Regions from separate parts of the Homo sapiens genome. Here region 2 is linked to region 1. Evidence: chromatin loops called from intact Hi-C (ENCODE). Cell type or tissue: PC-9. All regions are shown on one strand. Each heading gives the region's core, and the rest is flanking DNA. Links, peaks and the distances in the headings are about the cores only. Region 1 has its middle 12 kb from the start of POLA2. Region 2 overlaps CAPN1 (calpain 1).

Region 1 (15,735 bases), core at 11,087-13,586:
CCACCAGGGTGCCCAAGAGAATCCAGAGGAGGGGCCACTGCAGCATCCACCTCCCTTCTGGCTTCAGGAGGGTGGAGCTGCACCCTGTGCATATGGCACCACCCTCCCCATGACATGCACACCACCTGCCCCTCACCACTGCCTTCTGCCTTTTCATTTCTACAGGGTCAAAGAAGGCTCTTCCAAGAAACATGTAGAAGAGAAGAGTGAAGAAATTTCTCTTCAGCAGCTGAGAGCATCTCCCCTCAAAGAGACCATCTAAGCTGCCTGGAACCTGGTGCTTGCTAGCAGCACCTGAGCCGATGTCCAGACGGCCCCCTGGGGGCTTCTCCCAGGAGCCCCTGGGGACACTGGTGCTGAACTGGAGGAAAGGTCGCTGAAAACATCATGGCTCCTATAGACAGCCACCCACAAGCCAGGGCTGCTTGGAGGGAAACCCCACCAGAAACAGCCAATCTGTGTTACAAATGCATAGAAAGCCAGGAGAAGCCAGTCCCAGGGACCAAAGGAGAGACTGTTTTCCTTTCCCATCCCCAATCTGCCCCTTAAAATGTCTCTGTATTAGTCCATTCTTGCACTCCTATAAAGAACTACCTGAGACTGGGTCATTTACAAGGAAAAGAGGTTTAATTGACTCACAGTTCTGCAGATTGTACAGGAAGCATGGCTGGGAGGCCTCAGGAAACTTACAATCATTGCAGAAGGCAAAGAGGAAGCAAGCACGTCTTCACATGGCTGGCAGGAGAGAGAGAAAGTGAAGGGGAAGGTGCCGCACACTTTACAACAGCCAGATCTCGTGAGAACTCTTTATCACGAGACAGCACTAGGGGGGTGGTGCCAAACCATTAGAAACCATCCGCAGTATCCAAGCACCTTGCACTAGGCCCCACCTCCAACACCGGGGATTACAATTAAACATGAGATTTGGGTGGGGACACAGAGCCAAATCATATCACTGTTTATTCTTGTTCCACTTGAGAATGCTGTGTCTTTGCAGGGTTAGGGTGATATCTCTGCCAAAGGGTTGTCCCTGGAATAGCCCCACTCATCCTTGAGAAACGTGGAGAACTCATTCTATTCCACTCACCCGGAAAGAGTAAATACTCTTCTGCCTTATGGGATTAAAGCTCTTTCCCCCGTGTGTGTGTGTCTTACCTCCTTGACAGGAAAATGTCTCCATAGCAGGCATTCTTGCCTACCTTTGTAGCTCCAGCAGCCCCTCATAGTGGCCTTGCAGAAGCTGCATGTTTAATAAATAGTTGATGAAGAAATGATCAAAACAGACTCCCGCAATAGATGGAGACCTTTGTGCGTTGTTTGCATTCCTAGCAATACCACTTTGCAGAACTGGGATATGGTTCTTTTCCCCAGAAGCCTTCTTCAGGTGTGTGCCACTATGATCAGCTATTTTTTTTATTTCATAGCAATAGGGTCTTGCTTTGTTGCCCTGGCTGGCTTTGAACTCTTGGCCTAAAGCAATCCTCTGGCCTCAGCTTCCCCAAATGCTGGGATTACAGAGAGGAGAAGGCCTAGTTTGGCACAGCATCCCGCTGGCCTCAGATCTATTTCCAGCCCAGGTGTTGGCCATGTATCCCTGACCTTAACCTTCACTGGAATTCAGATTAGATTTATAAGGGATTCGAATCTTGGCCCATTGGGTTGTCTTGGCCAAATTTTCTTGTCTGATCCCTTCTTCCTGGAGTTACCAGATAATCCAACAAGATCAATTCTCAGTCCCCTACAGCCCAAAGAAAGGCACAATATAGGGAAGAAACAAGACTATCACAGTCTGGGCAGGAAGCATGGCAGCTTGCCGTTTTGCCAAGATTAGTCTTCCAACAGCTTGGAGCAGAGGTGGAATGTGACTCCCCCAAGGACTTGTCCCAAGGCCCTGTTATTGATGCACTGAATCCTCAGCTCCTCCCCAGGGATTTAACCTCTTTTTGAACATGTCAGGGAACACCTGTGTGATCCGCTACATGAGCTTTTCCATTCGAGTTGTTCTCCACCCACAGCCCTCAGCAAATCAGTGATTTCAATAGGCAGAGGGCTGCTGTGCCTGGCCATGCTTTGAGATTCACCTTGGGGGTTACCTCTTCCAGGCAGCTTTCACTGACCACACCTGCCTACCTCTGCGTGCTGCTCCACTCCCCCGCACCACCCCCATCCCCCCCACCCCAGCCTGCTGCCCCATGCCCTCTATTGCAATCTCCTTATTGCACTTTCCCATTGTGTTGTGATGGGTCCATTTACATGCTGATCTCTCCAGTGGCTCCTCAAAGGCAAAGTTAAATCATCTTTTCTTGACCTGGCCTGCACATGGCAGGTGCTCAGTTCATGTTGCCAGAGTGAATGACTTTTTTTTTTTTTTTTGAAATGAAGTCTCACTCTGTCGCCCAGGCTGGAGGTCAATGGCGTGATCTCAGCTCACTGCAACCTCTGCCTGCTGGGTTGAAGCGATTCTCCTGTCTCAGCCTCCTGAGTAGCTAGGATTACAGACGTCCACCACCAAGCCCAGCTAATTTTTGTATTTTTAGTAGAGACGGGGTTTCACCATGTTGGTCAGACTGGTCTGGAGCTCCTGACCTCAGGTGATCCACCTGCCTCGGCCTCCCAAAGTGTTGAGATTACAGGCTTGAGCCACAGCACCTGGCCGTGAATGACTATTATTTTATTTATTTATTTTTGAGACAGGGTCTCACTACGTCACCCAGGGTAGAGTTGCAGTGGTATGATCTTGGCTCACTGCAGCCTCGACTTACCTGGCTCAAGCAATTATCCCGCCTCAGTCTCCCAAGTAGCTAGGACTACAGGTGTCTGCCACCATGCCTGGCTAATTTTTAAAGTTTTTGTAGAGACAGGGTCTTGCTCTTTTGTCCAGGCTGGTCTCAAACTCCTGGACTCAAGTAATCCTTTTGCCTTGGCCTCCCAAAGTGCTGGGATTACAGGCATGAGCCACCACACCCAGCCTTTATTTTTATTTTTGAAGAAAATTTAGAATAATGGTTCTCAATCTTGGAATCACCTGTGAGCTTTTTAAAAAAAAATACCAGGCCGGGCGTGGTGGCTCACACCTGTAATCCCAGCGCTTTGGGAGGCTAAGGCAGGCAGATAACGAGGTCAAAAAATTGAGACCATCCTGGCCAACATGGTGAAAACCTGTCTCTACCAAAAATACAAAAATTAGCTGGGCATGGTGGCACACACCTGTAGACCCAGCTACTCGGGAGGCTGAGGCAGGATAATCACTTGAACCCAGGAGGCGGAGGTTGCAGTGAGCTGAGATTGCTCTACTGCACTCCAGCAGCCTGGCGACAGAGTGAGACCCCGTCTCAAAAAACAAAAAACAAAAAAACCAGTGCTAGAGCCCACTCCAATCCAGCAGATAAGGTTAATTATAACAAGACTGTGACCTCATAGTTAATGAGTTACTTACCATGGAGTTAGTAAGCTAATTTGATTTCCCTGCACACAGACAATACATACTTTTAAGTGAACAAACTAGATTTTCTTTCTTTTTCTTTTTCTTTCTTTCTTTCTTTTTTTTTTTTTTGAGACTGGATTTCGCTCTTGTTGCCCAGGCTGGAGTGCAATGGCGTGATCTCGGCTCATCGCAACCTCTGCCTCCCGGATTCAAGCAATTCTCCTGCCTCAGCCTCCTGAGTAGCTGGGATTACACGCATGTGCCACCACGTCCAGCTAATTTTTTATTTTTAGTAGAGATGGGGTTTCTCTACGTTGGTCAGGCTGGTCTCGAACTCCGGACCTCAAGTGATCCACCCGCCTTGGCCTCCCAAAGTGCCGGGATTACAGGCGTGAGCCACCACGCCTGGCCACAAACTAGATTTTCTTGAAGAAATATTCTGACCATGAAGTTTCCTATGACAAGTATAAATGATCTTGAGGTTACAGGTTTCAGGCCACGGAATCAAACCATAAAGCCTTTGACTACCATTGTCCTTAGCCAAAAACACTGGCCAGGAACTATTAAATAAAAATGAGTGCCCAATGATGACATATAGACTGGGCTGTTTAAATAGGATTCCACATGCCTGGCACCTTTTATAATAATCTTTATGGTAACTGGCAAATCACCTCCAGACTTCTTTTCTTTTCCATCTGGAAACACTGAATAGTCAGTACATTTTATTTTCAAAATCTGTGATAACAAGTTTAGGCACAGTGGCTCACGCCTGTAATCCCAGCACTTTGGGAGGCCAAGGTGGGAGGATCTCTTGAGACCAGGAGTTAGAGACCAGCCTAGGCAACATCAGAAGACTCCATCTCTGCTAAAAAAAATTTAGCTGGGCATGGTAGTGTGTGCCTGTAGTCCCTGCTACTTGGGAGCCCTAGGTGGGAGGATCACCTGAGCCCAGGGAGGTTGAGGCTGCAGTGAGCTACGATGGTTCCAGGCTGGGTGACAGAGTGAGACTTTGTCTCAAAAAAAAAAAAAAAAAAATATATATATATATATATACACATATATATATATATATATATATATATATATATGTATCTGTATATATGAATGACAACCTTCTTACTGAAATCTCTATACATTTCCAAGTATTATTAGGCCATGTGGCTATGTGGCTGCAAGGAGACGGCTCAAGGTCAAGGTGCCCGGAGGATTCAGGATACCAGTGATTGCCTGGGCCTGGTTCACAGGCAGATCAGCTAAATGAAAGACCGAAGGTGTCCTGGGCCATTGCTGCTGTGCAGCCCTCAAGGAAGTTGCTGACAACTGTGTGTGGAAAAGAGAACTCTGCTTAATCTGGGCTGTGGTGTTGCCCCAGAAAACAGCAGCCAGAATGCACCTTGTTACATCGTCACCCACCCATGACCACACTGGTCAGACCTGTGCAGCCAGGCAGCAGGTATGTTCAAAAGATGGACTTTTGCCTTTAAAGTTTAGCTCTAAATGCAGGTGTCTCCCCGGAGGAATGCCCCCCACCAACTTAAATAATTGTTTGATTACGAGGTTGGGGAGGAGCAAGGAGGCCGAGACTGGCTGGATGAGACCAAACCACATAACTCACCCTTCTCCCTCTTCTGCTTTCTTTCCATGCCTACTCTGGGAAAACAGGCTACTGGACTTTCAAGTAGCAAAGAAGAGAGTGAGTGCTGAGGACGGGGAGTTCTAACCTCATGCTTCTTTTGCAGCCACTCTGGTTGCTGGATTTGGGCAATTATGGAGACCAATGATAATGATCATGAACATGAGGTGACAGCTCCCAATGTGGACCTGGCATGGCCCACAGTCAGGCAGCAGATGTTTTAGAATAGTACAAGGTGAAGCCGGGCGTGGTGGCTCACACCTGTCATCCCAGCACTTTGGGAAGCCGAGGTGGGCAGATCACCTGAGGTCAGGAGCTCAAGACCAGCCTGGCCAACATGGTGAAACCCCGTCTCTACTAAAAATACAAAAATTAGCTGGGCATGGTGGTAGGCACCTGTAATCCCAGCTACTCAGGAGGCTGACGCCTGAGAACCACTTATAGCTGGGAGGCAGAGGTTGCAGTGAACTGAGATCGTGCCACTGCACTCCAGCCTGGGCGATAGAGCGAGACTCAGTCTCAGAAAAAAGAAAAGAAAAGAGCGAGACTCAGTCTCAGAAAAAAGAAAAGAAAGGAAAAGAAAAGAAAAAAGAAAAGAAACGAAACAAGGTGTATAAGGAGAAACTGCCTGGCCTCCTAGGCACAAGTCTGGGCAAATGGTATGGGGAAGACCTGGCGGAGATTAGAAAAAGGGTGAAGCCATCGCTGCAGGAACTTGTCATGGGGACCCTGGGGCTGTGGAGGGAGAACGGGATCCACAGCTGGAGGGAAGGAAACTGGGAGGTCAGGTGGAGACAGGGACCACTGAGCTCTTTCAGCTCCTGTCCATAGGATGTTCAGCCAGTTCAACCCAGACTGCCACTGCCACCTCAACTTGAGCACTGACCAATGAAGAATCTTAATCAGAAGTTTCCCAACATGCCGGACGTGGCTCACGCCTCTAATCACAGCACTTTGGGAGACGGAGGCAGGCAGATTGCTTGAGCCCAGGAGTTCAAGACTAGCCCGGGCAACAAGGTGAAACCCCGTCTCTACTAAAAATACAAAAACTAGCCATGTATGGTGACACATACCTGTAGTCCCAGCTACTTGAGAGGCTGAGGTGGGAGGATCACCTGAGCCCAGGAAGGCCAAGGCTGCAGTGAGCTGTGATCCAGCCTGGCTGACAGAGCGAGACTACATCTCAAAAAAATAAATGAGCTGGGCTCAGTGGCTCACATCTGTAATCCCAGCACTTTGGGAGGCCAAGGCAGGCAGATCACCTGAGGTTAGGAGTTCAAGACCAACCTAGCCAACATGGTGAAACCCCCATCTCTACTAAAAATACAAAAATTAGCTGGACATGGTGGCACACACCTGTAGTTCCAGCTACTCAGGAGGCTTAGGCAGGAGAATCGCTTAAATCCGGGAGGCGGAGGTTGCAGTGAGCCGAGATTGTGCCACTGCACTCCAGCCTGGGTGACAGAGCAAGACTCTGTCTTAAATAAATAAATAAATAAATGAATAAATAAATAAATAAATAAAAGAAACTTCCCAACAGCTACTGGCTCCGCCAGGAAGGAACAGCCTGCACTTAACACAATGGTACAAGATTCACTTTCTGAGCTGGTTTGATTCCTTTTGTTTCATCCTGTTATTTTTGGATGGTTTTGTGTGTTTTTCACAGACTGTTTGTTCGGAATGCACCAACACAAGTGGCCATGGACAATCACGTTGCCCTGGACTTCCTTGGAGTCAGCCGAGGTGGGGTATGTGTGGTGGCCAGCACCTCTTGCCTCACAATTTGCTTAATGGCATATTTTGGTGGCTTGGCTCTGGCTCGGACCCTGGCTGTGTAGGCCTGGTCAGCCTGCTGGCAGTCACAGTTAACGGCCACATTCATCTCATGTTCTCTAAAGAAAATAAAATAGTTGGTTGGGCGCAGTGGTTCACGCCTGTAATCCCAGCACTTTGGGAGGCTGAACCGGGCAGATCACCTGAGGTCAAGAGTTCGAGACCAGCCTGGCCAACATGGCGAAACCCCATCTCTACTAAAAATACAAAAATTAGCCAGGCATGGTGGCGTGCACCTGTAATCCCAGCTACCCGGGAGGCTGAGGCAGGAGAATTGCTGGAACCTGGGGGGGCGGAGGCTGCAGTGAGCAGAGATTGTGCCACTGCACTCCAGCCTGGGTGACAGAGCAAGACTCCATCTCAAAAAATAAAATAAAATATAAAATAAAATAAAATAAAATAAAATAAAATAAAATAATAAAATAAAATAAAATAAAATAAAATAAAATAAAATAAAAAAATAAAATAAAATAAAATAAATAAAATGTTTTGGGGCCGGGCATGGTGGCTGACACCTGTAATCTCAGCACTTTGGGAGGCTGAGGCCAGCAGATAGCTTGAGCTCAGGAGTTCGAGGCCAGCCTGGGCAACATGGTGAAACCCTGTCTCTAATTCAAAAAGAAAAAAATGATTTTGAGGCCAGGCAGTGGCTCACACTTGTAATCCCAGTGCTTTGGGAGGCAGAGGCGGGTGGATCACTTGAGTTCAGGGGTTCGAGACCAGCCTGAGCAATATGGTGAAACCATGTTTCTACAAAAAAATACAAAAAATTTTAAATAATTGTTTAATTATGGTATTGCTGGGTGCAGTGGCTCACGCTTGTAATCCCAGCACTTTGGGAGGCCAAGGCAGGCAGATCACTTGAGGTCAGCAGTTCGAGACCAGCCTGACCAATGTGGTGAAATCCCATCTCTACTAAAAAAACAAAAATTAGCTGGGCATGGTGGCGCACACCTGTAATCCCAGCTACTTGGGAGGCTGAGGCACAAGAATTGCTTGAAGCTGGGAGGCAGAGGTTGCAATGAGCTGAGATCATGCCACTGCACTCCAGCCTAGGCAACAGAGAAAGACCCTATCTCCAAAAAAAAAAATTATATATATATATATGGTGGTGGCATGTGTCTGTAGTCCCAGCTACTTGAGAAGCTGAAGCAGGAGGATCACTTGAGCCCAGGAGGCAGAGTGCAAACAACTACAGTATCTGATGTGGCAGCTATACCTCTGAGAGTCCTTAGCTGGATACATGAAAGGCCAGAGACCAGCCAGGTGTGGGGGCTCACGCCTGTAATCCTAGCACTTTGGGAGGCCAAGGCAGGTGAATCACCTGAGGTCAGGAGTTCGAGATCAGCCTGGACAACATGGTGAAACCCCATCTCTACTAAAAATACAAAAATTAGCCGGATGTGGTGGTGCATGCCTGTAATCCCAGCTACTCGGGAGGCTGAGGCAGGAAAATCACTTGAACCTGGGAGGTGGAGGTTGCAGTGAGCCGAGATGGTGCCACTGCACTCCACCCTGAACAACAAAGTGAGACTCCATCCCAAAAAAAGAAAGAAAGAGAGAGAGAGAGAGAGAAAGAAAGAAAGAAAGAAAGAAAGAAAGAAAGAAAGAAAGAAAGAAAGAAAGAAAGAAAAGAAAGAAAGAGAAGACTGGCCAGAGACCAAAATACTTAGGCCAGGTGGCAAAGGCTTCAGCTGCAGCTCATCTGAGTCTTGGCATCAGATGATGCCTCTTGCGATCATCCAGAGGGTCAAAGGCCTATAGGAGTTACTACCAGGCCACCTCCCATTGGCCTCCCCGTCTCCCCCTGGAGGCTGTCATGAGACGGTTCTGCATCACCTCCAGGTTCTGTGAGATCTGAGGCTCTGCACCCTGCCCTCCTCTGAATACAGCTGCAGAAGATAAAATTACTCAGCTGCATCTGGAACAGGCTCCTCAGCTACGGGGCATCGCCCAACTCCCCTTGCAGTCACAAGCCCCTTCTCTTTCAGGGTCTTCCTTTTTGGCGTAGAGGACAAGGACCGCAGGGGCTGGCACCTTAGGCTTGTCCTCCTTTTCACTGTCTATGTAGAGAATAAACCCTAAATCTAAAAGTGGTTCATCGTGCCTTTACAGGTCAAATCAGTCAGGACTTGGCCTCTGCCTGGCCTCGTTGGATGTGAGCTTGACAGTGGCCTATTGCTCCACCTCTCATCTTAACTAAGGTTGAATCAGAGAATTTGGGATAGAATTTTTGGCTGTCACACAGGTCTAATAATGCCCCTGAGCTTGGGAGAGACAACTGATTTATGGAACCTCAATAAATATTGGTGACTGGCTTTGAAATTAAGACACAGGGATTATATCTGGAAGGCTTCCATTTAAATGGGTCACATGAAAGGTTTAATCCCTGAAGGAATATATACATATATATTCCTTCTATATAGGAATCTATATAGAAGGATTCTATATAGGAATCTACATAGGAATCTATCTATATATATGTGTGTGTATATATATAGATATATAGATATACATATACACACACACATATATATATATATAGAGAGAGAGAGAGAGAGACAGAGTTTTGCTCTTGTCACCCAGGCTGGAGTGCAATGACATGATCTCGGCTCACTGCAACCTCCGCCTCTCAGGTTCAAGCAATTCTCCTGCCTCCAACTCCTGAGTAGCTGGGATTACAGGCACCTGCCACCACACCCAGCTAATTTTTGTATTTTTAGGGGAGATGGGATTTCAACATGTTGGCTAGGCTGGTCTTGAACCCCTGACCTCAGATGATCCACCTGCCTCAGCTTCCCAAAGTGCTGGGATGACAGGTGTGAGCCACCGCGCCCGGCTGGAATATTTATATATTGAGGACACCTTGTTTCCTGATGGAGAGCCAACAAGATGTAAGTTACCAGTGTGCTGGACAAATACCCAGAAGCTCTTTCCCAACAATCCTCTAGAAGAATGAGGCCAGGGAGTACATTTCTTTGACCACAAGGGCGTGTGTGGAGAAGCCTCAGTGATCAGTAGCAGTGAGACAGTAGGATCGGGTTCTTGGAGTTGCTCCACAGCGGCGGCACAGGAAACTTCCAGATCATCCAGACTGCACTCACGCTATTCCCTGCGTGCCTGCTCACCTGCCACAACTTCCTGCAGAACTTCACAGCCATACCCCAGAACATCACTGCCGGACAGGTGATAACTGGACCAATAGATCTCCTGTCCGAGCCGTGTCAGGGATAGGGACCTGCTGGGGGTCTTCATTCTGCTGAGCAAGGACCCAAAGCTTGAGCAATGCTTGAGGGTCTCTGAGCCCCAGTGGCAGATCTTAAACCACAGCAGCTCCTCCTCTTTGGGCCTGGGCAGTGAGGCCTGTCTGGATATATGACCAGAGCACCGTGGCCTCCTCCAGCATCACTGAGCAGGGGCAAAGCTACAGCGGAGTGCTGAACCTTCAAATCACCTTTTAAACTTTCTTTTAATCAAGATATAACCGGCCGGGCGCGGTGGCTCATGCCTGTAATCCCAGCACTTTGGAAGGCCAAGGTGGGCAGATCACCTGAGGTCGGGAGTTCGAGACCAGCCTGGCCAACATGGAGAAACCCCGTCTCTACTAAAAATACAAAATTAGCCGGGCATGGTGGCGCATGCCTGTAATCCCAGCTACTAGGGAGGCTAAGGCAGGAGAATCACTTGAACCTGGGAGGCAGAGGTTGTGGTGAGCTGAGATTGCGCCACTGCACTCCAGCCTGGGCAACAAGAGTGAAACTCTGTCTCAAAAAAAAAAAAAAAAAAAAGAGATATAACCTTTTCCATTAAATGTAAATTTAAGTACAGCTGGATAACTTTTATATTTTGTTTTGCCTATGTTTGAATTTCATATAAACAAAACCATATAGAATGTATTCCTTAGGCTGGGCACGGTGGCTGGGTGACAGGGTGAGACTCCGCCTCAAAAAAAAAAAGAATGTATTCTTTTTTTTTTTTTTAGACAGAGTCTTGCTCTGTCACCCAGGCTGGAGTGCAGTGGTGCAATCTCGGCTCACTGTAACCTCCACCTCTTGGGTTCAAGCGATTCTCCTGCCTCAGCCTCCTGAGTACCTGTGATTACAGGCACCCGCCACCATGCCCAGCTAATTTTTGTATTTTTAGTAGACATGGGTTTTCGTCATGTTGGCCAGGCTGGTCTTGAACTCCTGACCTCAGGCGATCTGCCCGCCTCGGCCTCCCAAAGTGCTAGGATTACAGGCGTGAGCCACCGTGCCTGGCCCAAGCTTTGTTTTTTTAAATCTTGCCTCCCACTATGCAGAAAGCCTCAGTTTCAGATAACAGCACGGAGGGATTTTGGGAGGAAGAAAATTTGAATAACAACAATATTGATGTTGGCAAGGATGTGGAGAAAAGGAAACTCTTTTTTTTTTTTTTTGAGACAGAGTCTCCCTCTGTTGCCCAGGCTGGAGTGCAGTGGCGCGACCTTGGCTCACTGCAATCTCTGCCTCCTGGGTTCAAGTGATTCTCCTGCCTCAGCCTCCTGAGTAGCTGGGATTACAGGCGCCTGCCACCATGCCGGCTAATTTTTGTATTTTTAGTAGAGATGGGGTTTCACCATGTTGGCCAGGCTGGTCTTGAACTCCTGACCTCAAGTGATCCACCAGCCTCAGATTCCCAAAGTGCAGGGATTACAGGTGTAAGCCATCATGCCAGGCCAAAAAGGGAACTCTTATACACTATTGGGGGATTGTAAATTAGTACAACTTCTATGGAAGACAATACAAGGGTTTCTCAAAGAACTAAAAATAGAACTAACATGTGCTCCAGCAATCTCACTATTGAGTGTCTACCCAAAGCAATCATTACATCGAAAAGGTACCTGCACCAGTACATTTACCACAGCACTATTCACAAGAGCAAAGACATGGAATCAACCTAAGTGTCCATCAACAGATGATTGGATAAAGAAAATGTGGTACATATACACCATGGAATACTATTGGGTCATAAAAAAGAATGAAATCATGTATTTTGCAGTCACATGGATGGAACTGGAGGACATACATGGATGGAACTGGAGGACATTCATGGATGGAACTGGAGGACATTAAGTAAAACAAATCAGACACAGAAAGACAAATACTGCACATTCTCAATTCTAAGAGGGAGCTAAATAATATGTACACATGGACGTAGAGTGTGGAATGGTAGAGAACTGAGACTCAGAAGGGTGAGTGGGGGTGAATGGGGGTAGGTGATCAGAGATTACTGAATGGATACAATGTGTGTTATTTAGGTGACAGATACCCTAAAAGTCCTGACTTCACCACTACACAATCTATGCATGTAACAAAATTACACTCACACCCCATAAAGTTATACACATGAAATAAATAAATAGTGTAAAAGACAGTCCTGGAGAAACTCAGACCAGACCCTGAGGACCATGCTACACTGCCACCACCTGGTGGCAATATACCTACAGTGTAGGGCGGTGCCTCCCAAAATTCCCAAATTCCCGACTTCTGGAGAGCATCAAAAATAAATAAAACATGTACTCACACTACTGAACTGTACACTTACAAACGGTTAAGATCATACATGTTATGTTATGTGTTTTTACCACAATTAAAACACAGATGACTAGGCGTGGTGGCTCACGCCTGTAATCCCAGCACTTTAGGAGGCCGAGGCAGGTGAATCACCAGAGATCAGAGGTTCGAAACCAGCCTGGCCAACATGGTGAAACCCCGTTTCTACTAAAAATACAAAATTAGCCAGGCGTGGTGGTGCATGCCTGTAATCCCAGCTACTTGTGAGGTTGAGGCAGGAGAATTGCTTGAACCTCAGAGGCGGAGGTTGCAGTGAGCCAAGATTGCGCCACTGTACTCCAGCCTGGGCAATAAGAGTGAAACTCTGTCCCAAACAAACAAACAGACTAACTAACAAAAAACAAACCACATAAATAACAGTGTAAAATAAATGAAATAAAAGTATAAAATAGGCTGGGCATGGTGGCTCACGCCTGTAATCCCAGCACTTTGAGGGGCTGAGGCAGGTGGATCACTTGAGCCCAGGAGCTCAAGACCAGCCTGGGCAACATGATGAAACCCCGTCTCTACAACAACAACAACAACAACAAAACACTGTAAAACCCCATCTCTACGAAACAAACAAACAAACCAAAACCAAAAATTAACCGGGTCATGGCGGTGTGTACCTGAAGTCCCAGCTACTTGGGAGGCTATGGTGGGACGATCACGTAAGCCCAGGGAGGTCAAGGCTGCAGTGAGTCATGATCAAGCCACTGCACTCCAGCTTGGGCAACAGAACAAGACTCTGCCTGAAACAAAACAAAACCAAACCTAAAATTCCTCTTTGGCATCCTTGGTGTGTGTGTGTAACTATATGCATAATATATATTATTATCTATATATGTTATATATTCTATAAAATCTTATATATGTCACATACTATACATACTTCTGCTATCTGACTCAATTCTCTCAAAGCCACCCTTCATCCTTTTGCAGTTTCCAAACATATAAATTATCAGAGTTAAAATCATGTTCCATCTGATTTCCACTCTGTGCTCACTCCAGGTGGGCTACAATACATGTGACCATCCACTCTGTGTGTGCTAACAACAGTGTAAAACTGGACCCTGGCATTAACCTCTTCTATCATTTCACACTAATGTGAGATCCATGAGGTCCCCATTTGCAATCGGAGTCCAGGAAATCAGCTACAGGAGCTGGTTGTAAATTTCACTCCATTGTTGCCTGTGTGCTCCCCACAACAGTTTCTGTAAACCTACCCAGATGCAATGTAAAGGAACCAACTGGTCCACAGTTACTTTCTGTTACTTACAGCTTCGTGACCTCCAGCGAATCACCTCTCTTTTATTGTTGACAATAAAAGACAGTGAATCACCTGTCTTTTATTGTTGAGTTGTAAGAATTCTTGTTTTTGTTTTTGTTTTTTTGAGACGGAGTCTTGCTCTGTCACCGAGGCTGGAGTGCAGTGGCGCCATCTTGCCTCACTGCAAGCTCCGCCTCCTGGGTTCACGCCATTCTCCTGCCTCAGCCTCCCGAGTAGCTGGGACTACAGGCACCCGCCACCACACCCGGCTAATTTTTTGTATTTTTAGTAGAGACAGGGTTTCACCGTGTTAGCCAGGATGGTCTCGATCTCCTAACTTCGTGATCCGCCCGCCTCGGCCTCCCAAAGTGCTGGGATTACAGGCGTGAGCCACCGCACCCGGGCGAGTTGTAAGAATTCTTTATATGTTCTGGATACTAGACACTTCTCAAATATATGATTTGCAAATATTTTCTCCCATTCTGTGGATTGTCTTCTCACTTTCTTGATAGTAATCTTTGATGCACAAAACTTTTTAATACATTATCTTTTAAAAGAAAGTAAATGTTTATTATGATTAAAGTGACACATTTTCTTTCTTTCTTTCCTTTTCTTTTCTTTCTTTCTTTTTTTTTTTTTTTTTTTTTTTGAGATGGAGTCTTGCTGTGTCACCCAGGCCAGAGTGCAATGGTGCAATCTTGGCTCACTGCAACCTCCACCTCCCAGGTTCAAGCGATTCTCCCCAGCCTCAGCCTCCTGAGTAGCTGGGATTACAGGCGACTGCCACTGTGCCCGGCTAATTTTTGTATTTTTAGTAGAGACGAGATTTCACCATGTTGACAAGACTTGTCTCAAACTCCTGACCTCGTGATTTACCCACCTCGGCCTCCCAAAGTGCTGGGATTACAGGCATGAACCACCGCGCCTGGCCTGACACATTTTCTTACACCCATTAGTTAAAGGAGAAAATCATTCCCTTGCGGGGTTGGGTACAATTCAGCAGTCATTCCTAATAAACTCTCTAAGTAAAATAGAACTAGATAAAAAAACAACACCCTGACTATGCTATGCATTCCTTTTTTTTTGTTTTTGTTTTTTTTTTTGAGACAGAGTTTCACTCTGTTGCCCAGGCTAGAGTGCAGTGGTATGATCTCAGCTCACTGCAACCTCCGCCTCCTGGGCTCAAGCAATTCTCCTGCCTCAGCCTCCCAAGTAGCTGAGACTACAGGCGCCTGCCACCATACCCTGCTAATTTTTGTATTTTTAGTAGAGACAGGGTTTCGCCATGTCGGCCAAGCTGCTCTTGAACTCCTGACCTCAGGTGATCTGCCCACCTTGGCCTCCCAAAGTGCTAGGATTACAGGTGTGAGCCATTCTTTTTTTTTTTTTGAGATGGAGTTTTCGCTCTTGCTGCCCAGGCTGGAGTCCAATGGTGCAATCTCAGCTCACTGCAACCTCCGCCTCCCAGTTTCAAGCGATTCTCCTGCCTCAGCCTCTCAAGTAGCTGGGATTACAGGCGCCTGCCACCACGCCCGGCTAATTTTTTGTATTTTTTAGCAGAAACGGGGTTTCACCATGTTGGCCAGGCTGGTCTTGAACTGCTGACCTCGTGATCCACTCGCCTCAACCTCCCAAAGTGCAGATTATGCATTCTTAACACAACCCAATAACACCCATCACACCGAAGGAGGCCATGCTGAAGCCAGTGCCATCAGCAACAGGAAGAAGGCAAGGATGCCTACTGTGATTCAACAATGATTCCAAGGTTTGGTTCAATGCACCAAGACAGGAAAATAAAATGATTAGTATCAATATTTGAGAAGAAGGGAAAAATATTTTTTATTAGAAAATGTTATTATAATCTAGGAAATCTGAGACTCTCCTAAAACATTAATATTATTAAGAGAATTTGGTCAAAGTGACTGGTTGCAAGAAATATGTCCAAGGCTGGGAGTTGTGGCTCACACCTGTAATCCCAGCACTTTGGGAGGCTGAGGCGAGT
Region 2 (15,658 bases), core at 13,135-15,634, 49 kb before region 1:
TTGGTCTGTTTCTGGACTCACCATTCTGTCCCTGGGTCTATCCCTCTGCCGATAACACATTGAATCCATTACTACAGATGTGTAAGTCCTGCTGTTGGACAGGGCAAATTCCTTCTTCAAGAGTCTCTTAGCTGTTTTTTTTGTTGTTGGTTTTTTTTGTTTTTGTTTTTGTTTTTTGAGACGGAGTCTTGCTCTGTTGCCCAGGCTGGAGTGCAGTGGCGCGATCTCGGCTCACTGCAACCTCTGCCTCCTGGGTTCAGATGATGCTTCTGCCTCAACCTCCTGAGTAGCTGTGATTACAGGTGCCCGCCACCACATCCAGCTAATGTTTGTATTTTTAGTAGAGACGGGGTTTCACCATGTTGGCCAGGCTGGTTTCAAACTCAAGTGATCCACCTGGCTTAGCCTCCCAAATTGCTGGGATTACAGGCGTGAGCCACTGCATCTGTCTTAGCTGTTCTTGACCTCTGTTTTTCCAAATGAATTTTAGAATCAGTTTACCAAGTCTTTTGAAAAACCATTTTGAGATTTTAATTTGGAATTACATGAAACCTATAGACCAATTTGGGGAGACTTGACATTTTTATAATTTTAAGTCTTATCCAAGGATATGGTGTATCTCTTCATTTATTTTGGCCTTTAATGTCTTTCAATAGAATGTTGTATTTTTTATCATAAAGAATTTATACATCTCTTGAGATTTAATGCTAGGTACACTATAATTTTGTTTCTATTATAAATAGTATGTTCTTTAAAATTACATCTCCCAAGTGATCTTGTTGCTCATACGATAACATGCATTTGACCTTTTAGATGTAGTTTTTATATCCAGCAAATTTTTTAAAACTAATTAATCTTACTGATTCATCTGTATGTATTTTTTGGCACGATCTTAGCTCACTACAACTTCTGCTTCCCTGGTTCAAGTGATTCTCGTGCCTCAGCTTCCCGAGTAGCTGGGATTACAGGCGTGCGGCACCACACCTGGCTAATTTTTGTATTTTTATTAGAGACAGGGTTTCACCATGTTGGCCAGGGTGGTCTCGAACTCCTGACCTCAGGTGATCTGCCTGCCTTGGCCTCCCAAAGTGCTGGGATTACAGTGAGCCACTGCGTCCAGCCCTTTTTGGTTTTCTAATTAGGAATATAGCATCTGCAAATAATGACAGATTGTTTCTTCTTTTCTAATTCTTACAACTTTTGTTACTTTTTCTTGTCTAATATGCTGCCTAGAACTGTAGAGCTTCCTGCTCTTGTTCCTCCCTTTTTTTTATTCTTATTTTTAGGAGCAACCCTATTAACTAAGCCTCACTCTTAAAGGGGAAGTTTTCACCACTAAGTACCTTTCTAATCTAGGTTTTTTGTGGATACCTTTTATCAGACTAATGAAGTTTAATATTGTTAAATACTTTGAATTGTCTATATTATGATGATAGTATGCTTTTTTCTTTTATTTATTAAAATGGTCCCAGGAATTTGTGAACAGCTTGGGCAATACAGTGAGACCTCATCTCTACAAAAAATTTAAAAAATTAGCCTGGTATGGTGGCACACACCTGTAGTCCCAGCCACTCAGGAGGCTGAGGAGGGAGGATCATTTGAGCCAGGGAGGTAGAGGCTACAGTGAGCCATGTTTGCGCCACTGCACTCCACCCTGGGCAACAGAACATGACCCCATTTAAAAAAAATAAAATGGTAAATTGCATTTGTTGCTTTTCTAACGTTAAATCAACTTTACATTCTTGAGATAAAAACAACATGGTCACGAGTGACGTTTGCCTGTTATTTTCCTTTCTTATACTAACCATACTGGTATCAGTGCTATGTTCTTCCTGTACAGTGAGGTGGGAAGTATCCTCTCTTTTTCTGTTTCCTAGAAGAGTTTACCTAAGATGGGAGTGATTTGTTGCTTGAATGGTTGGTAGAACTTGTCTGTAAAGCTGTCAGGCTTGCTTTTTTCTTTGTATGAAGATTAATGATATTCAGTATTGAAAGTTAAAGGTTATAGAATTGTTCAGATTTTCTGTTTCTTGAGCCAATTTTGATGAGTTGTATTTTCTTTTGTTTTTTCTTTTTCTTTTTCTTTCTTTTTTTTTTTAAGAGAGACAGGGTTTTTTAGAGAGAGGTTACTCACTGCAACCTCGAACTCCTGAGCTCAAATCCTGCCTCAGCCTCCTGAGTAGCTGGGACTACACAGGTGTGAGCCTCTATGATTGGCTAATTTTTTATTTTTATAGAGATGGGGGTCTCACTATGTTGCCCAGGCTTATCTCGAATTCCTGGGCTCAAGTGATCCTCCCACCTTGGCCTCCCAAAGTGCTGAGATTACAGGCATGAGCCACTGTGCCCAGCCCTGAGTTGTATTTTCTAATAATTTATTCTTTGCATCTGTTTTCAAAGTTATTAGCACAAAGTTATCCTTAATATACTCTTTTTTTTTTTTTTGAGACAGAGTCTTGCTCTGTCGCCCAGGCTGGAGTGCAGTGGTGCCATCTCAGCTTACTGCAAGCTCTGCCTCCCGGGTTCACGCCATTCTCCTGCCTCAGCCTCCCGAGTAGCTGGGACTACAGGTGCCCACCACCACGCCTGGCTAATTTTTTTTTTTTTTTTTGTATTTTTAGTAGAGATGGGGTTTCACCATGGTCTCGATCATCTGACCTTGTGATCCTCCTGCCTCGGCCTCCCAAAGTGCTGGGATTACAGGCGTGAGCCACTGCACCCAGCCCCCTCTTAATATACTCTTATGTCTCGTGTATAATAATGTCCCCTTTTTATGCATGGGATTGCTCATTTGCATTGTCTCTTTTGTCTTTATTAATCCTGCAAGAAGTTTGTCAATATAAATCTTTACAAATAAATGACTTTTGGCCAGCTGCACTCAGGAGATCGAGACCATCCTGGCCAACACAGTGAAACCCCGTCTCTACTAAAAATACAAAAAATTAGCCGGGCGTAGTGGCAGGTGCCTGTGGTCCCAGCTGCTTGGGAGGCTGAGGCAGGAGAATGGTGTGAACCTGGGAGACAGAGCTTGCAGTGAGCCGAGGTCGCGCCACTGCACTCCAGCCCGGGCAATAGAGCGAGACTCTGTCTCAAAAAAAAAAAAAAAAAAAAAGACTTTTGACTTTGTTGGTCCTTTGTATAGTATTTCTTTTTCTTTTATTATTTTTACTTATTTATTTAGAGATGGGGTCTTGCTCTATTGCCCAGGCTGGAGTGCAGTGGCACAATCCTAGTCCTCTGTGATCCTAGGTCACTGCAGCCTAAATTCCTGGCTCAGGTGATCCTCTCACTTCAGCCTCCCAAGTGGCTGGGATTATACGTGTGTGCCACAGTGCCTGGTAGTATTTTTTTCATATATCATTAATCTTTACTGTTTATTATCTCATTCCTTCTACTTTCTTTGGATTGATTTTTTTTTTTTTTTTTTTTTTTTGAGATAGTCTCACTCTGTCACCTCGGCTGGAGTGGTGCGATCTTGGCTCACTGCAACCTCCACCTCCTGGGTTTAAGCGATTCTCTTGCCTCAGCCTCCCAAGTAACTGGAATTACAGGCATGCGCCACCATGCCCAACTAATTTTTTTTTTTGTATTTTTAGTAGATACCAGGTTTGACCATGTTGGCCAGGCTGGTCTTGAATTCCTGACCTCAACTGATCCGCCCTGCTGTGGGCTCCCAAAGTGCTAGGATTATAGGCGTGAGCCACCACGCTCGGCCTGGATTGACTTTTTGACTTTATTTTATGACTTCTTAAATTAGATGCTTATTTCGTTAATTTAGATTTTTAAAATTTAAGCAACTAAAGTGATAAATTTCCTTTTAAGTACATCGTTAATTAAGTTACACAATTTTGATACATAGTGTTTTTGAAAATCGTGAATGAGTATAATTCACACACCAGAAAATTTGCACTTTTAATGTGTGAAATTTAGTGGTTTTTAGTGTACCCACAGCGTTGTGTAAGCATTGCCGTTATCCAGAGCATTTCTTCACCGCCCCCACCCCGAAAATCCCGTAATTATTGGCCATCACTTTCTATCCCTTTCTCCCTAGCAACCATGAATCTACTTTTTGTCTCTATAAATTTACCTATTCTGGACTTTTTTGCCTTAGCATAATGTTTTCAAGCTTCATTTATGGTGTAGAAGTACTTCATCTCTTTTTTATGGCAGATTAATCTTCCATGATATGGATATACCACATTTTGCTGATTCATTCATCAGTTGATGGACATTTGTGTTATTTCCAGTTTTTGGCTATGTGGAGAATGTTCCTGTGAACATTCATGTGCATGCGTTTCAACATATGTTTTCAGTTCTCTGGGGCCTATAACTAGGAGTGAAATTGTTGGGCCATAGGGTAATTCCATGTTTAATTTTTTGAGGAACTGCCAATTGTTTTCCAAAGCAGCAGCACCATTTTATATCCCCACCAACAACATGTGAGGGTTCTGATTTCTCCACATCCTCTTCAACACTAGTTATTGCTCTTCTTTTTGATTATAGCCATCCTAGTGGGTGTGAAGTGGTATCACTGAAGTTTTTTGGGGTTTTTTTTTTTTTTTTTTTTTTTTTTTGAGTCTGGATCTTGCTCTATCACCTAGGCTGAAGTGCAGTGGCGCCATCTCAGCTCACTGCAACCTCTGCCTCCCAGGTTCAAGTGATTCTCCTGCCTCAGCCTCCCTTAGTCCCTAGCTGGGACTACAGGTGCACACTGCCACACCCAGCTAATTTTTGTAGTTTTAGTAGAGACAGGGTTTCACCCTTCAGACCAGCCGTGTTGGTCAGGCTGGTCTCAAACTCCTGACCTCGTGATCTGCCCACGTCAGCCTCCCAAAGTGCTGAGATTACAGGTGTTAGCCACCGCGCCCGGCCAATTTTCTGAATTTTTAAAATCATGAACTGATGTGCTTTTTGTGCATCAATTGAGATGATCATTTTGAGGTTTTTTTCCCCTTCATTCTATTAATGTGGTATATTACATTGATCAACTTTCCTTTGTTGAACTACCCTTGCATTCCTGGGATAAATCCCACTTCATCATGGTGTATATTCCTTTTAATATGCTGTTGGGTTGGGTTCATCGCTTTTTTTGGGAGGGGGTGGATTTTTGCATCTATATTCATAAGTGATATTGGTCTGTAATCTTCTTTCCTTGTGGTGTCTTTATCTGGCTTTAAGGTAATGCTGGCCTCCTGGGATGAGTTAGGAAGTGTCCCCTCATCTTCAGTTATTTAGAAGAGTTTGAGGATTGGTGTTAATTTGTCTTTAAATGTTTGGTGGAATTTCGAAGCCATCTGGTCCTGGACATTTCTTTGGTGAGAAGTTTTTTGTTGTTGTTGATTCAGTCTTTTTATTATTATAGGTCTATTTAGATTTTCTATTTTTCCTAGGTCAGTTTTGGTGCTTTGTTTCTTTCTAGGAATTTGTTCTTTTTGTCTATATTATCTAATTTATTATCATATAATTGTCTATAGTGTTTCCTTGTAATCTTTTTATTTTTGTTAGGCTGGTAGTGATGTCCCTCTTTAATTCCTGATTTTAGTAATTTGAGTCCTCTGTCTTTTCTCCTGTTTAGGCCAGGTAAAGAATTGTCAATTTTGTTGAGCTTTTCAAAGAACTATTGGTTTTATTGATTTTTCTTTATTGTTTATTCTCTATTTCATGTATTTGGACTTTAATCTTCATTATTTCTTTTCTTCTGCTTGCTTTGGGTTCAATTTGCCCATTTTCTTTTTTCTTAAATCCCAAGAACCAGTGAAAGTTCATTTTCTAGTTTCTTTTTTTAATTTAATAAATCCATTTTTTATTTCATATATCATAGTGGGACATATTTTTGGGGTACATGTGATATTTTGATAACGTATACAATGTGTAATGATCAAATCAGGGTAATTGGGATCCATCGCCTCAAACATTTATCTTTTCTTTGTGTTGGAGACATTACAATTCTTCTAGCTATTTTGAAATATACAGTAAACTACTGTTAACTATAATTTCCCCTGCCTTACTGTCAAATACTAGAACTTATTCCTTCTATTTAACTGCCTTTTCTAGTTTCTTAAGGTGGAAGGTTAGGTTATTGATTTGATAGCTCTCTCTTTTAATATATGTACATTTTTCATGGCCATGCTATGTAATTTCTCATTACCATTATCATCTCTTTCCGATAAACTAGTTATTTTAGAAGAATGTTTTTTAAAACATAAAAAAATTTCTAACTTAATTTTCTCATAGTAAAAAAATGTGACCTACATAAGATCATAGCTTTGAAGTGAACAGAAGCTGGTGCTATGGCTCAGTGTATGATGAATTTTCATAAAGGTTCCTTCGTTCTTGAAAAGACTGGCTAACAAATTGTGACTGTAGGTGAAGCACTCCTAAGTATTTTAAATATGATAATTAGCTTAACTCACACTGAGCCTATGAGGCAGGAACTATTATTATCCTTATCTTAGGGATAATAAAGAAACTGAGGCACAGAAAGATTTAAGCAACTTGATGAAGTCACTGATCTATGAAGTGGCAAAACTGGGATTTGAACCCAGGCAGAGGGATCCTGAAGTCTGTTCTCTCAGCCAGTACGCTATTCTCTGAGTACTAGGGGGATTGTTCTATAATTGTCCATTATATCAAACTTATTGTTTTGTCTGCTTAATCTATCAATTACTGAAAGAAAGAAAGAAAGATGATAAAAATCTTATAACATCCTAATGGCTTTGCCAATTTCTCTCTGTATTTCTATCAATTATTTTTCATTATATATTTTGAGCTATGATATTTGGTACATCACATTTAGAATTCTTATAAGCGCCTAGTGAATTAAACATTTTTTAAAATCTAGTGACCACCTTCATCTCTAATAATTATTTTTACTTTCAAGTCTATTTCAGCCAATGTTTCTATAGCTAATTCAGGGTTTTTTTTTGTTGAATTTTTAAAATATATCTTTTTATACTGTTTGATGTCCAATCTTTCTATAGCCCAATGTTTTGTTTTCTTGTAAACAGCACTAGCCAGCTTTTTAGTAATCCAGTTTGAAAAATTTTGTCCACGCTGGGCACAGTGGCTCACGCCTGTAATCCCAGAACTTTGGGAGGCCCAGGTGGACGGATCACCTGAGGTCAGGAGTTCGAGACCAGCCTGGCCAACATGGTGGAACCCCATCTCTACCAAAAATACAAAAATTAGCCGGGCAAGGTGGGTAGGTGCCTGTAATGCCAGCTACTAGGGAGACTGAGGCAGGAGAATCACTTGAACCTGGGAGGTGGAGGTTGCAGTGAGCCAAGATTGTGCCATTGCACTCCAGCCTGGGTGAAAAGAGCAAAACTCTATCTGAAAAAAAAAAAAAAAAAAAAAGACAAAGGAATATTTTGTCCTTTGACTAGAGAGTTTAGTTCATTTACACTCACAGTGATTAATGCTGTATTTATTTCAGCTGACTTACTGTGTTTACTTATTTTCTGCTTGTCTTCCTGTCATGCTGCCTTTTGTGTTGAGTTCCTGCTTTTCTCTCTACTAATTTTTTTCTCTGTGAGTTTGAAAGACATAAGAGTTTGCTTAATACATACTAAAGTTAGTTAATCAGTGTCTTTTTTTTTTTTCTCTGAGACAGGGTCTGGCTCTGTCACCCAGGCTGGAGTGTGGTGGCGTGATCTCAGCTCACTGCAACCTCTGCCTCCTGGGCTCAAGCCATCCTCCCACCTGAGCTTCCCGAGTAGCTGAGTGGTACTACAGGTGCACACCACCATGCCTGGCTAATTTTTGCACTTTTTTGGTAGAGATGGGGTTTTGCTCTGTTACCCAGGCTGGTCTCAAACTCCTAGCTCAAGCCATCCACCTGCCTCGGCCTCCCAAAGTGCTAGGATTACAGGCGTGAGCCACTGTGCCCAGCCCTAATCAATGACTTTACCCTCCTCGTGAACAATGCATAAACCTTAGAAATTCAGCTTGAATCACCCCTTTCCTTTGTATATTATGCTATGGTGGGCTAGTATTTTAATTCTAAAGTTTTTTTTTCCTGCCATAATTTAAACATCATCATGATTTGAGATAGCCCATGTTATTTGGATTACCCACAAATAAAAGTATTTTTGTTCAGCATTCTCAGACCTTTCATCTGAGATCATTTTCCATCCACCCGAAACATATCCTTTTGTATTTCCTTTGTTTTGTTTTCTTTTTGAGCAGGCTTGATCTCCTGGTCTCAGGTGAGCCTCCCACCTCAGTGTCTCAAGTAGCTAGGACTACAGGCACATGCCACCATGCCCAGATAATTTTTTTTGGGAGGGTTGGGGGGCAGTTGACGGAGTCGCGCTCTGTCGCCCAGGCTGGAGTGCAGTGGCGCGATCTCCACTCACCGCAACCTCTGCCTCCCAAGTTCAAGCGATTCTTCTTCCTCAGCCTCCCAAGTAGCTGGGATTCTAGGTGTGCACCACCACATCCAGCTAATTTTTGTATTTTTAGTAGAGATGGGGTTTCACCATGTTGACCAGGCTAGTCTCGAACACCTGGCCTCAAGTGATCCACCCTCCTCAGCCTCCCAAAGTGCTGAGATTACAGGCATGAAGTACCACACCTGGCCCTTTTTGTATTTGTATTTTTATTTTTTAGCAAGGGTCTGTTGGTTATAAACTTTCTCAGTGTTTGTCTAAAATGCCTTTATAGTGTGCTTATTCTTGACAGTTCTCTGGATATAGAATTCTGGCTTGACATTATTTTCAGCCTCTCAAAGACACTATTAGTCCTGTTCTGCTTCCATCATTGCTATGTGAGCCAGGAGTCTGTCTACCTTGCCTTCTGGAAAAAATCTTAATTTTTTTTTTCTTTCATACTATACGATTCACCATGATGTGTGGAGGTATGGATTTCTTTTCATTCTGCCTTGAATGTATTGAACTTCCTGGCTATGAATTGATACCTTTCAACAATTCTAGAAAATTTGTAGTCATGATCTTTGAGAATATCACCTCCTTCCCACTCTCTGTATATTCTAATAAAATCTAAACTGGACCTTCTCACTCAATCCTCTCTTTCTCTTAACCTTGCTTTTAGATTTCCCATCTCTTAGTGTCTCTGGATTGCATTCTGGGTTGTTCCTTCAGCTCCTTTCTCAGTTCACTAATTTTCTTTTTTGCTCTGTCAAATCTGTTAGTTATTTCTTCCAAGAACTTAATTTCAATTTTAAAAATTTTGTTTCTAGAAGATGTAATGGATCTTTTCAAATCTGTTCATTTTTGCTCAAATTTTCAAACTTTTCATCTATTTCTTTAAACATAGTAAGCATAGTCTTATATTCTGTGTCTGATAAGGTCAATATCTGAAGTCTTAGTGGTCAGTTTTTGTCCACTGTGGCTGCTGCTCAGTTATCACGCCTTGTTTGCTTGTGAGATCTCTGCCCCGTGAGAGAGTTCTTTGAGTCCTCAGATAAAGTTAAATTGCTCCGGGGTGTTTCTGCTAGTCACCTGGAATGCCACCAATCCAGAACACCTTTTTCGTTCTTTTTTATTTATTTACTTATTTTTTGAGACACAGTCTTGCTCCGGCTGGAGTGCAATGGCATAACCTCAGCTCACTTCAGCCTCGACCTCCCAGGCTCAAGGAATCCTTCCACCTCAGCCTTCCCAGTAGCTGGGACTACAGGCACACACCACCATGCCCAGCTAATTTTTGTAGAGATGGGGTTTTACCACCTCGCCCAGGCTAGTTTTGAGCTCCAGGACTCATGCGATCTGTCTGCTTCAGCCTCCCAAAGTGCTAGGATTACAGGCGTGAGTCTGAGTCACCATACCCAGCTTTGTTCTTTTTTTTTGGAGATGGACTCTCACTCTGTCGCCCAGGCTGGAGTGCAATGGTGTGATCTCGGCTCACTGCAACCTCTGCTCCCCAGGTTTAAGCAATTCTCTGCCTCAGCCTCCTGAGTAGCTGGGATTACAGGCGTGTGCCACTATGTCTGACTAATTTTTTGTATTTTTAGTAGAGACAGGGTTTCACCATCTTGGCCAGGCTGGTCTTGAACTCCTGACCTCGTGATCCACCCACCTTGGTCTCCCAAAGTGCTGGGATTACAGGTGTGAGCCACCGTGCCCGGCCGCCTTGTTCTTTTTTTGAGACAGTGTCTCATTCTGTCACCCAGGTTGGAGTGCAGTGGTGCAATCATAGCTCACTGCAGCCTCAGCCTTCTGGGCTCAAACTATCCTCCCAAGTAGCTGGGACTATGATAGAGACACACACCACACGCCCAGCTAACTTCTTACATTTTTTGGAGAGATGGGGTCTTGCTAGGTTGGCTAGGCTGGTGTTGAACTCCTGGGCTCAAGTGATCCTCCCACCTCAGCCTCCTGATTTACCTGGGACTACAGATCCATGCCACCATGCCTGGCTTTTTTTTTTTTTTTTTTTTTTTTTTTTTTGAGACGGAGTCTGGCTCTGTCACCCAGGCTGGAGTGCAGTGGCGCAATCTCAGCTCACTGCAAGCTCCTTCTCCCGGGTTCGTGCCATTCTCCTGCCTCAGCCTCCCCAGTAGCTGGGACTACAGGTGCCCACCACCACGCCCGGGTAATTTTTTGTGTTTTTAGTAGAGATGGGGTTTCACCATGTTAGCCAGGATGGTCTTGATCTCCTGACCTCATGATCCGCCCATCTTGGCCTCCCAAAGTGCTGAGATTACAGGTGTGAGCCACCACGCCTGGTCGTCTGGCTCATTTTCTTACTTTTTGTAGTGATGGGGTCTCCCTATGTTGCCCAGGCTGGTCTTGAACTCCTGGGCTCAAGCAGTCCTCCCACCTCGGTCTCCCAAAACACTGGGATTACAGTCCATCAGCCACTGTGCCTGGTGCAGGACGCTTTTAAGACTAAATTATCTTCTTAAGGTTTCACAGGCAGTGTGAATTAAAACTGAAAGGTCATGTGAAGCCTGGCTTGAGGTTATTTTTTCCTTCCCTCCAGGGAGGTTTAATTTTCTTTCTTTCTTTTTTTTTGTTTTTGAGACGGAGTCTCGCTCTGTCGCCCAGGCTTGAGTGCAGTGGCGCGATCTCGGCTCACTGCAAGCTCCGCCTCCCAGGTTCATGCCATTCTCCTGCCTCAGCCTCCCGAGTAGCTGGGACTACAGGCACCTGCCACCACGCCCGGCTAATTTTTTTGTATTTTTAGTAGAGACGGGGTTTCACCGTGTTAGCCAGGATGGTCTCGATCTCCTGACCTCGTGATCCGCCCGTCTCGGCCTCCCAAAGTGCTGGGATTACAGGCGTGAGCCACCGCGCCCGGCTTTTGTTTTTGTTTTTTTTTTTTTGAGACACGGTCTTGGTCTGTTGCCCAGGCTGGAGTGCAGTGGCATGATCTTGGCTCACTGCAACCTCCACCTCCCGGGTTCAAGCGATTTTCCTGCCTCATCCTCCCGAGTAAGTGGGACTACAGGTGCCCACCACCATGCCTGGCTAATTTCTGTATTTTTTCAGTAGAGAATGGGTTTTACCATGTTGGCCAGGCTGGTCTCAAACTCCTGACCTCAAATGATCCACCCGCCTCGGCCTCCCACAGTGCTGGGATTACAGGCGTGAGCCACTGCGCCCAGCCTAATTTTCTTTCATACTTCATTGCTGACATTCCTGACGGGGGTTCCAGTTTAATTGCAGGAACTTCCTGTTGGATTCTCTACCTCAGGTAGATGTTTATCATCTGCTTCTATACCCTGGGGTTCAGGGGTCTACAGAAGCCCTTTAGCATTATTTACCTTGCAGGGTTCCTACTTTCTATTTTTTAAAAATATCTTTATTGATACTTAATTCACATACCATACAAGTCACCTATTTAAAGTTGCAATTTAAATATACTATTAAATATACAATTTAAATGTACTGAAGTATATTACGATTTTATTTATTTATTTATTTGTTTGTTTGTTTGTTTATTGAGATGGAGTCTCGCTCTGTCACCCAGGCTGGAGTGCAGTGGCCAGATCTCGGCTCACTGCAACCTCTGTCTCCTGGGTTCACGCAATTCTCCTACCTCAGCCTTCCAGGTAGCTGGGATTACAGGCACCTGCCACCATGGCCACCTAATTTTTGCATTTTTAGTACAGACGGGGTTTCACCACGTTGGCCAGGCTGGTCTCAAACTCCTGACCTTAGGTGATCCAGCTGCCTCAGCCTCCCAAAGTGCTGGGATTACAGGTGTGAGCCACTGCACCTGGCCATATATTACGATTTAAATATACTATTAAATATACAATTTAAATATACTATTTAAAGTATATTCACAGAGTTGTGCAACCATCACCACATCAATTTTAGAACATTTCATTATCCCAAAAACAAATGAGGTACTCCTTAGCCATGACTCCCCAGCCCTCCCAGCAGCCCTGGCAACCACAAATCTACTTCTTATCTCTATGGATTTGCCTACTGGGATATTTCATGTGAACAGGATCATATAATACATGGTCCTTTGTGGCTGGCCTTTTTCATTTAGCATAATGTTTGCAAGGTTCCTCCATGTTGTAGCATGGATCAGAATGTTGTTCCTCTTTGTTGCCAAATAATATCCCATTGTTTGGCTCCATATTTTGTATATTCACTCTTCAGTTGATGGATAATTGGGTAGTTTCATCCACTCAGCTGTTATAAATAATGCAGCCATTAACATTCTCTCTTTTTTTTTTTAAATGGAATCTTGCTCTCTTGCCCAGGCTGGAGTGCAGTGGCACGATCTCGGCTCACTGCTACCTCTGCCTCTGGGTTCAAGCGATTCTCCTACCTCAGCCTCCTGAGTAGCTGGGATTACAGGCATGTGCCACCACGCCCAGCTAGTTTTGTGGGTTGTTTGTTTTTGAAACTGAATCTTACTCTGTCGCCCAGGCTGGAGTGCTGTGGCACGATCTCAGCTCACTGCAACCTCCGCCTCCCAGGTTTAAGCGATTCTCCTGCCTCAGCCTCCCAAGTAGCTGGGACTACAGGCATGGGCCACCATGCCCAGCTAATTTTTGTATTTTTAGTAGAGGTGGAGTTTCACCATATTGTCCAGGCTGGTCTCAAAACTCCTGACCTCAAGTGATCCGTCTGCCTGGGCCTCCCAAAGCGCTGGGATTACAGGTGTGAGCCACCGCGCCCTGCCACACTCTTATGAACAAGGCTTTGCATGGACACGTTTTCATTTCTCTTGGGTATAGAGCTTGGAGTGGAATTTCTGGGTCATATGAAGCTCTGTGTTTAACCTTTTGAGAAAGTGCCAGAATGTTCTTCGGAGCAGCTGCAACATTTTACATTCCCACCGGCATCCTGTGAGGTTCCCATCCCTCCACATCCTCACCCAAGTTGTTATTATCTTTATTATTATTATTATTATTGTCAATGGAGGGCAGGGGATGCAGTGGCTTATTAGTGCCTTTAAAAATAAGTTTTGCAGTTTACCGTTCTATCCCGCACTGGGTTGTTTTAGTCAAGAAGGTTCTTTAGGCAGCAAAATCACCCAACTGCCAGAAATGCAAGCCCCTGCCTTCCCTTGCTGGCTGGCTGTGGCCTCCTGTCGGACCCCTGCTTTTTCTCTTGCCTTCTTCTAAGCTGTTGTCCACGCAGCACTCGAGCCACCTTTTAGAGTCCTAATGCAGTCACATGCCTCCTCGCTGCAAGCTGTGGGAGGGTTCTTACCCTTTGCTTCAGTCCACACGCCCTAGTCCCTGGCCGGCTCCTGGGAGCTCTGCGGCCTCCCTGGGTCTCCGTGTTTCCTAGAGCCTCCGTAAGTGCTCCCTGTCCGCAGATGCGTGGGGCCCTTCCTCACCTCTGCTCTGGGGTGCCCTCCGCCTGGCTTCTGCTTCTCAGCAGCTTCCCAGGGCAGCCCCTTCGGGTCTCAGCGCATAGGTCCCCTACTCTGATCTACTCCTGCTTGCTTTTTTTTGCAGTTGCTCTGCTCGCTAACCTAACGGACTTGCTCAGACTTAAGCCTCTAGTTTCCAAATGCAGGCCGTGAGGGCATGGACCGAGCCTGGCCCAGCCTGCCCATCACCCTGCATGTTCCAGGTGCTCAATAATATTTGTTGAATGAATGAATGCGTGCACAGGGACGTGCTGAGGAGGCTTGGGGGCCAATTGGCTCTGCCCCGCCCTGCCTCTGATCCCCGCCTCCTCACCTGCCCGCAGCCACCTTCTGGGTGAACCCTCAGTTCAAGATCCGGCTGGATGAGACGGATGACCCGGACGACTACGGGGACCGCGAGTCAGGCTGCAGCTTCGTGCTCGCCCTTATGCAGAAGCACCGTCGCCGCGAGCGCCGCTTCGGCCGCGACATGGAGACTATTGGCTTCGCGGTCTACGAGGTCAGGAGGGTGGATCACCGGTGGATCTCACTGAGCAGGCAGAGGACCTGGCGCCCCCGACCCGCAGTGCAGGCGGGCTTCCACCAGGGGGCGCCAGGGACCATGCCCTTCCCCACAAATTCCCCTCCACTCCCCCCACCATCCTGAGGGCTGGGAAATCTCAGCCTCCAGGAGGCACCTGCTGAGGCCCTCTGGCCGAAAGAGAGGAAGGGGGTTGGCTCAGGGAAGGGAGATTCTGGGATTCACCTCACGCTTAGAGGGCGGCCTGCTGCTCTTGGAGGAGGGAGCTGGCTCAGCTGATGCCTGGGAGTACTGAGCCCTCCGTCTTGGAAGCTGTGAGCAGAAGCTGGCAGGGGAAAGATAGGGGATAGGGAGGGCCTGTCGGCCAAGGTGAGGCTGTGCCAGTCGCTCTGGGATTAGAACTCCTTGCTCTTGCCCTGTATCTGCCCTGCTTCACACACTGCCCTCAAGACAGGGAGAGAAACTTCTGGACCTCCCTGGTCGCAGTCTTGGCCCACACCCAAACCCCCTGGCAGCAGCCTGCGGTGGCCCTTTCCTGTCCCTGGGCTTTGGAACATTGCAGTTGGCCACCCCGGGGGCTGGCCTGGAGCCTCTGACTCAGAATGGAGTCCTAGGGCAAGCATTCCCAGGACCAAGAGGACCCTGCCTGAGCCCTCCCTCCTGGGGCCCTGCTGTGGTGCAGGGACCAGATCTGGGTCCCCAGGGCCCTGCCTTCTGCCTCCTTATCCCATCAGTCCCGTCTAAGAACTCAAGACCTCTGCCCAGCATGCACTGTGACCCCGCCCTGGGACAAACACACATCTCTGACTTCCCCTGTCTCTCTATTGCAGGTCCCTCCGGAGGTAGGTGTGGCACCATGACCCACCTGCAGTCACACACCCCTGATGGTGCCAGAGGGGAGCAACCCAGTGGCAAACCCACCCTGGCCTGGAGAGCTAAGAAGTCACCTTGTTTCACTGCTTGAAAAATGCTTCTCCCCACCTGTTCAGTGGGCAGAGCAAACATTGCTCTCCTGAGGGTCAGCACAGGTAGTCAGTGAGGGAGCTGGATTTGAGCCCTGGTCCTCAGAGCCCCTGTCTGACATGTACACATGAGGCTTTTCCTGCCTTGCCATCTACACCAAGTAAGTGCCAACTAGGGCGGTCCAGCAATGTCAGGAGCAGGGCATTAGACAGGCTGAGAGTTCTGTACCCTTGAGCAGTTGCTTAAGCTCCGAGCCTGTGTTTGTGTCTGTAAAATGGGTGTAACAGCAGAACAGCAAATGAGGTGCCGAGTACCCTGCAGTACCTGACCTGGGGAAAGCTCCCAGTGATAATAATGACAGTGTTATTG

What was found. A loop is a pair of places that touch in the nucleus more often than their neighbours do. Peaks named below come from ENCODE experiments on the same cell type or tissue, not always from the same donor. Only the 100,000 strongest peaks of a DNase experiment are listed, where the experiment ranks them.
Region 2: a loop joins it to region 1, with 10 times the contacts of the local background. A loop is called at or near these places in 30 of 110 quality-filtered maps.

The regions. Positions count from the first base shown.
Region 1 is chr11:65,241,825-65,257,559 of GRCh38, forward strand. It overlaps the pseudogene SLC22A20P. Among named protein-coding and RNA genes, the nearest start is that of POLA2, 12 kb to the right of the region's middle. RefSeq lists silencers at 641-841, 8,599-8,658 and an enhancer at 2,026-2,551. In PC-9, for the core only: CTCF peaks have their summits at 12,347 (motif pointing left) and 12,547; no DNase peak of the experiment used is centred there.
Region 2 is chr11:65,190,554-65,206,211 of GRCh38, forward strand. It overlaps CAPN1 (calpain 1), which reads left to right. Exons shown (of 22, transcript NM_005186.4): 11 at 14,130-14,305; 12 at 15,157-15,168. Among named protein-coding and RNA genes, the nearest start is that of CAPN1, 16 kb to the left of the region's middle. RefSeq lists a silencer at 9,302-9,502 and enhancers at 13,408-14,395, 14,437-14,626. In PC-9, for the core only: CTCF peaks have their summits at 14,407 (motif pointing right) and 14,607; no DNase peak of the experiment used is centred there; H3K27ac peaks cover 1,151 bases.